2 separate regions of the Mus musculus genome follow, and region 1 is linked to region 2. The links are chromatin contacts, found by Hi-C or POLR2A ChIA-PET in ENCODE. All regions are on one chromosome and are shown on one strand. Each heading gives the region's core, a stretch centred on a gene start or an enhancer-like site at or near the end of the contact. The rest is flanking DNA. Distances are from core to core; before and after follow the strand shown. Region 1 holds the start of Stpg2 (sperm tail PG rich repeat containing 2). Region 2 holds the start of Adh5 (alcohol dehydrogenase 5 (class III), chi polypeptide).

What was found. Hi-C counts contacts between places; a loop is a spot of excess contacts on that map. ChIA-PET counts read pairs that join two places held with the same protein, here RNA polymerase II (POLR2A).
Region 1: a loop to region 2 is called in a map of left cerebral cortex, with 3 times the contacts of the local background. The contact joins the promoter of Stpg2 here to the promoter of Adh5 in region 2. A Hi-C loop is called at or near these places in 1 of 37 maps with a recorded cell type or tissue (left cerebral cortex). POLR2A ChIA-PET finds 5 or more read pairs at or near these places in 1 of 5 experiments (Patski).

What each region holds. Positions count from the first base shown.
Region 1 is chr3:139,204,024-139,208,005 of GRCm38, forward strand. Stpg2 (sperm tail PG rich repeat containing 2) reads left to right here and starts at 1,870. Exons shown (of 14, transcript NM_198659.2): 1 at 1,870-1,984. The coding sequence starts at 1,876.
Region 2 is chr3:138,440,823-138,444,600 of GRCm38, forward strand. It overlaps Adh5 (alcohol dehydrogenase 5 (class III), chi polypeptide), which reads left to right and starts at 2,271. Exons shown (of 9, transcript NM_007410.3): 1 at 2,271-2,371. The coding sequence starts at 2,360.

The DNA of each region.
Region 1 (3,982 bases), core at 620-3,119, 760 kb after region 2:
CAAAAAACCCCCACCAAGAACTCTTATGTTTCCTTTTTTGAGACAGGGATTCTCTGTGTAGTCCTTGCTGTCCTGGAACTCACTTGGTAGACTGGGATGGCCTGGTACTCACAGAGATCTGTTGCCTCTGCCTTCTGGGTGCTAGGATTAAAGGCATGTGTCACCACTTCCCAGCTACTTATGAGTTTTATAAGAATGTAGGAAGCATTAAGGTTAACAAGAAAGTTAAACACTTCATTACAAATAAGTTTCCCAAGTGCTTGTGATATTCTCTTGCCATTCTGTATACCTTGCTTGCCCCTTCTTGGGCTATTCATGACCTACCCAGGGACAGGGGCTTTAGTTTTATTTGTATCCAGGTTAACTTAGAAGAGTAAGAGAACTATATACATTTGCCAATAAGTTCTTTTCAAGTAAGTAATGATCCAGCTGTTTAGTAGAAGACATCAAAAGATTCTTAGGAACCACACACACATACTTTTTGAGTATTCTAACAGAGATGCCACAATTAATTCAGAACTAAGTAGCAAACTAAGAATCACAAAATTTAAATATATTTAAGTTTGTATTGGGGACTGAGGCACTCTAGCTCTTTTGTGGGTAAGGCAGGGCCATGGAAGGATTGCCTAAGCCAGTGGTTCTTTACCTGTGGGTCACAACCCCACTGGCAAACTTCTACCTCCAAAAATACTTACATTGTGCTTCCTAACAGTACCAAAGTTATAAAGTAGCAATGAAAATGATTTTATGGTATGGGGCCACTACAAGTTGAGAAACCGTATTAAAGGGTTGCAGCATTCAGAAGGTTGAGAACCACTGGCCTAAGCCTTTAAGGATGTTTAGAAGCTGTGTGGATTTCTTAATGAAAAAAACCAACCAAACACATAGATGGATTCTGATACTCTCCAGCGCCTGTTGCTGAAGATTCAGTGGATCGATGAGGGTGGCTTGGGCTTTTTCGATGCCTTCACCTTACTTTGTAGACAATGTTGCCATTTATCCGTGTCCAACACCAGAAGCAGTTTTTAGCCCTTGCCCTTGACTTGCTTCAGTAGGCAAGCTTTCCCCTTTTCAGATGTTGCCATTTCTTGTCACCCCCCCACCCCCGCCCCCAACCCTCTGCGTTCCCAGCTTTCCTTTAGAAATCTTGATGGCCTGCAGGTCAGATTCAGTAGTGACTTTATTCAGAGGATGCCTTTTTGACAGGAGTGAAGGGGGACTTTGCTGATCCCAAACCCTGTTTTGGGGTCCCGAGCTTTTCTATTCCACCTGTCCCCGCCTCGCTGCCCCGCCCCCCGGGTCTTTCCAGTCACCCTGATTTACAGGGAAGGCAAATCAAAATCAAATTAATTCGCCTCCTTCTAGTGCGTTTCTAGGGCTTTTCTGCGCAGCGAAGGTATTCTGGGACAGGAAGCAGGTGAGTTGAGGCGGAGCTGAGGTGGAGCTGAGGTGCAGCACCGCCCTGCCTAGCGCAGGGAGCTTCGTCAGACTCTACAAGACATCTCCGAGCTCTGAGCGCTCGACCGGAAATGCTCCGAGGCCGGTGCCGGAAGTGCACCTACAGGCCCGAGTCCTTCCGGCCTCTGCCCTTCCAAGGTTTCCGGGAGGCGGGGAGTGGGCGGAGCCAGAGCCGGAAGTTCAGGCGGCTAAGCCCGGTCTCTGGCGTGACCCGTGAGCGCTGAATTGAACGCTGGCGGGCTGGCGGGCGGGTCCTCTGGCTGCTGTCCTCGCCACTTTACCTCTGTGCCGAGGACCCGAGGGAAAGCTGACGCCGCTGAGCCAGTCAGCACGCAGCTCGCACTCTAGTCCCGCGTGTAGGGACGACGCAGGCCGCCTGTCTAGTTTCCGGTCCCGTGGGCCCCGCCCCTCATCACTATGTATGACCGTGCTCCGCGCTGGCTCGACTGTGCCAACCGCGGCAGCACCGAGGAGCACGTGGGGCCTGGGACCTACCAGGTACCTTTTCCTAAGCAGCAGGCCACAGGTAAGATGCTGATGGCCAGCTTGCGGTGACAGACGGCCCGCCTTCAGCCTGCCCTCAGGTTAAACACAAAGTCAAAAAGGACCACTGTTCAGAAATGTAACACGTCGCAGGTAGAGACGATACTAGAACCAGGATTTTGATTCCTTGGCTCTTGACTGTATGACATAACAAGTTTGTGACTGTATGAAACACAATACTTGCTTTTGCACACACTTTAATCAGATTTATTTACCACGATGTAATTGTTTACATTTCTATTCTGTATTATCACTTACAAATTGGATCCCGTCCCCAATCTCCCCCACTCCCCGGAGTGAAGTTATCTGACCATCCCTGGCTTTATACTGAGACCCTCTTTCTACATTCTGTGAAAAGTTATAGCCTTCAGGGGTGGCCTAGGGACTAATAATTGAAGTAGTTAATTGCTTTTCTTCATTTCTCACCCCCCCCCCCCCCCCCAGTTTGTGAATTAGGTCCAACTTTTAATAAATATTTCTAATTCGGTCTCTGCTTTTAAAGTTCTGGTTTTTGTTTTTGTTTGAGTTTAATACCACCCAAATTCTAGTGGTTTCTTTTGTAAACCTGCATTTTTCAGTAGATATAAAATACCTCCTGCCCCCTTAAAGTTCCAGGAGTGAGTACTCTGTTTACATCCCTGCTCCATTATGGTTAGTTTAAGTTTCTCTGGACATGGTAAAATTCTGTTTGCGTTTCAGATCTCAAATTTTACATCTTTTCAGCATCTGTCCTCAGCATTTTTGGTACCTATGCCAAGTACTGTTGAGATGGTATAAGCATGTATTCCCCAGCATCTTGTGTTTACCAGTGACCATCTGTAATGGGCACACCTATGATGCTTTTGCACACCCATAACTTTTTTTTTTGACCTTTATTTTGGTACAGCTGACCACTTTCTTTGTTGCTTTCTGTCTCATTTTTTTTCCTGCTGTTCAGTACCTGACACATGATTCGGTACTGAAGCAAGGAATCATGTTTTATTTTTCTTTTTTTCCCACTAATCATGCACAGCTAAATTTATAAGATACTTAGCTTTACATCTTGTTCTTGTTGCTTTGCTCATTGTACTCTCTTATTCATATCTGTTACTTCAATCACCATTTATATCCAGCCACTCCCAAGTGAAATTCTTTATAGAGATAGAGGTGGTTTATGTCTCTAAGTTTCCCACAGGCTTAAAGTCTGCGTCGTTGTCAGTCACTTTACAGACATCCTTGCATGGCTGGTCTAAGCTTTAGAACTCTAGCTTACTTTTTTTGCCTGGCCATTTCTCTTGGCCTTTAAGACCATTGGTTAAATGTTCACAATCTCTCAGAAATTCTTCCCCTTTGTTCATAGCTACCCAATTTAATACAATCCAATTTATTTTTTCTCAATTAAATCAGTAGCATGTTGTTTCTGTCTCAGTGTCATAATTTTATCTTTCATTTTGTGTTTAGTAGTATGTTTAAAAAACATACATTATTTGAAAAACAAAAAATATATTTATTTTTGTTAACGGCAGGGTTAAAAAATCTAAACTCATCAATGGTAGTAGAATTCTTTTTTGTTATCACCCCCGGTCTTGTGTTCCATTTAGTCTGATCTTTCCAAACACCTGTACATGCTCCTACACATGACCTACAGTTCAGCCATTCTAACTTGATAATATTCTTAAGATCATTTTTTGTCACTTCTGTTCTTTTGCACCATGTGCCCAGTGTGTTCTATGCTCCTACTCCTCCTGGCTTGCTTCTACTTATTCTTGATATTCAATTGAAATAAAAATCTCTGACTAGTCTTACTTTTCCATCCTTCTGGCTTATGGTAACTTTTTTGGTAGCAGTTTGATTCTAACACACACACACACACACACACAAAAGCTCCACCAAAATGTAAACTACTTGAGAGCAGGGATCATGATGTTTACTCCATTCTTAGTTTTCAACCCAGTAAAACAATATTCTTAGTGAAAAATACCTTGTAGTAACGTATAAACTA
Region 2 (3,778 bases), core at 1,021-3,520:
TTTTTTATTAAAAGACAGATATAATTTACTGAGTAAAAGGGGAAAATGTTCTACAGTTTTTAATTTTTTATTTTATCTGAGTCTTTAGGTGAGCTTATAAACTTTAGTTATTCTCAGGGGGTTTTTTTTGTTTTTTGTTTTTTGGGTTTTTTTGTTTTGTTTTGTTTTGTTTTTTTTGGTTTTTCCATACAGGGTTTCTCTGTGTAGCCCTGGCTGTCCTGGAACTCACTCTGTAGACCAGGCTGGCCTCGAACTCAGAAATCCACCTGGCTCTGCCTCCTGAGTGCTGGGATTAAAGGCATGCACCACCACGGCCGGCCTCAGGTGTTTTTTTTGGTTGGTTAGTTGGTTGGGTTTTTGTTTTGTTTTGTTTGGTTTGGTTTGGTTTGGTTTGGTTTGGTTTGGTTTGGTTTGGTTTGGTTTTGAATTCTCAGCCCCTTACAAGGAATAGGATTCTAGAACTAGAGAGGACTGAAGATGCCCATCTCCCTTCTCCCTGACTGGATGAGCACAGGGAAAACTCATGCTGAGTTAAGCCCTGGTCAAGTCATTTTTGAGGGCAAGCCTCCTTAAGAACACACATGTTTACATTGATACTACCTCTAGAGCAGTGGTCCCAGCCTCCCTAATGCTACAACCCTTTATACAGCTCCTCATATTGTGGTGACCCCAACCATAATTATCTCATTGCTACTTCATAACTATCATCTGGTTGTTATGAATCGTAATGAAAATATCTCATGTTCAGGATACCTGATACGTGATCCCTATGAAAGGATCATTCGACCCCCAGAAGGGTCATGACCCACACGTGACAAACACTGCTCTAAAGGAAACAGTAGGAAAATTTTTCTCCCTCCTTCCCTGAAAAATCGTGAAAATAAACTTCTCAAAGTATGAGAATACTCCACTCCACATGACTGCATCCTCCGTCGTTTACAAAAGTCAGACTAAACTACAAAGTGCCTACAGCAATAGGTCAATCACTCTTCAGTTTCTGGCCCTAGTACTGCTTCTTGCAATGATGAATTTCTAGTCTGATGGATTGTGATTCTCTGTATTCCTGTTTCTGTTTCGGGGGGCAGCAGCTCTCCCTGCGTGACTTCACTTCTGTAAGAATTATGAATTCCTCAACTTGTTCAACTTCTTACAGGAGTATAACTTATAATATCCACATGTGGTGGTTTGACTGGAAATGGCTTGTATATTTGAATATTTTAATCACCAGACACTGGAATCATTTAAAAGGATTAGGAGGCACGAATACAAGATTAGTTTTAAGTAAGTTGGGTTTTAAGCACTGAGATACCCTAATACACACTGGCTTGGTACTTCAAGCCTGGAGTTTAGGAACACTACCCTGACTGGAGACAGACTATGGTGATCATCCTATTAATTATATACGTTAAAAGCCAGGGTGTGAGTTAGTGTGAAGTGAGAGAAGGGCTTTGAACAGTACCGTGGAGAATGTCAACCCTTAAAGTGTGTAATCAGGAAATGAGCCATGAAAAAGACAAAATGCGGTGTTTTAGTGGGTACATTTCAACACAAGCAGCATTTGGGATTACATCAGCAAATACAGCAGCCTCTGTCTCCACATAGTTGGTCCACTCTTAAAAGGGGCCCACTCTGCTCCCTCGGTTCCCTTCCTGAAAACTTCTCTCCGTGTCCGATGGTCCCTGAAATCCCAGGACCTGGTCGTAACCTGCTGAAATCCGAGGTCGGGCTGTTGCTAGGATGGGCACCTCTCCCTCTAGTGTTCCTTCAAAGCCCTTGAGGGCCGCAGTGTTGACTCGTCCTGGACCCAGACCCGCAAAACAAGGGGCTGCATTAGCTCGCTAGCGCATGCAACCCGCAAATCAGTAGCTCGCTAGCTAGCGCGTGCAAGCCCGGGAAGAGGGGGGCGGGGGGACCGCGGACAGGGACACACGGAAGGCGTGGCTTGTTCTACACGTGCTTTCCCACACGTGTTACCACACGCTATATTTCTCTCACGTCTAACGTACAAAGACTGCACGAAAATTAGACAAGGAAATACCACAGAGATGCTTTGCAGGGGCTCAGTTGAGCCAGCCTGGAATAAAGCGCTTCACGGCCCCAAAACTACTGCCTCCCCAGCAACGGAGCGCAGTAGCCGAAACTCAGGCTCCGAAACGCGGGCCCCGCCCTTCCGGTATTAGGCCCGCCTCCCAGCCGAGTCCCGCCCTACGCACAGCCACCTCCTCCCGCCCTCACGTACGCCCCGCCTACATCGAAGGCCCGCCTCCCGCGCACAGCCCCTCCCCTCACGCACGGTCCAGCCCTCACCCGGGTTCCGCTACACTCGTGAACCTTAGCGCTCGATCCCGAACTAGCGGCCATGGCGAACCAGGTATGGAGGCGCGCGGTGGGCCGGAGCAGAGGAGGGGAACGCCCGGGTGGCCCGCTGCCGCCCGCCGGGGAAGGCGAGCGCAGCCGCAGCGAGGGCATGGAGGCTTTGTTTCGGCGCCGCGCTTGGAGAGCAGCTCTGCTTTCTGCTCTGCTCCGCCGGAGCCCGGTGGGCTGAGGCCCGCGCCCGTCACGCGGGACGGAAGAACTTGCCCGGGTCGCGCCCGGGTTGCAGGATCAGATTTGGAGCGCGGGCCGTGCTCAAAACTCCCAAGCAAAGTTAGGCCCTTCCTTCGACCTTGGCTTTCTACGTGCAGCACGGTGTACCTGTTTTTTTCAAATCACGTTATTTGACTTTCAAGTCCATCTCCAGTAAACCCAGTGAGTGGCTTGCAACCTTTATTCTGTCAACACATTTCATAAGCGTCAAGTGAACTGATCAAAACCCAGCATTTCTCACTAGGTTTGGTTCCGTGGTTAAGAAGGTCTGTACTGAGTGTAATCGCTCTAGTAGCTCATTGCTTTAGATGCGCGATATAAATTTCATATGGAATTGTAAACTTTACAGAGCCACATAAAATTAATTCTAATGGTATGTTTACCCAACCTGATACTCGCAATATTATTTCCACGTTATAAGTATTTTTAAATTGAGATATTCTTCACTCTTCTAAGCTTTCAAATTTTTACATCATACCTGATTTCAGTTCACACTTGTCCTTTATCTATAGTGTTCAATAGCCACCTGTGGCAAATGGCTAATGCATTAGTTAGCACAGTTATAAGAGATGGTTATAGTATTTTTACCCCCATTTGGATATTTCTTAGGATCCTTTCCACTGGGAAGTATTGCACTAAAGTGATGCTATATAAGCCATCCCAAGGAAAAGATAATTAGGTCGCATAATACTAAGCTTGAATACTAACCTTGAATTACTTGCCAAACCTAGTGAAAGACTCTGGGTGGGATTTTGCTTGGCTTGTCCATTGTTGTGCTAGGACTCAAATCCAAGGCCTTGTGCATTCAAGGCACATGCTCTACCATTGAGCTACACCCCAGCTTGGGACATGTATTCCATAGTCTTCTTTCCTTTTCTTTCTTTCCTCCTCTTCTTCTTCCTTTTCCTCCTCCTCCTCCATCTCTTCCCCACCTCCCACCCTCCTTTAAGATGTGTGTGTGTGTGCCTGTGTGTGTGTATATGCATGCAGGAGCCTGTGGAAGCCAGGGGGTGGCACAGATCCTCTGGAACTAGAATTACAGGTAGCTGTGAGAGTGTAGATGCATAGGACTGAACCTGGAGTTTTCTGCAAGAGCAGTAGGTGGGTGCTCTTAACCACTGAGCCATCTCTTCAGCCCTTTGATTTTATATATATGTATACACAATTTAAATATAAATAATATATATGCACA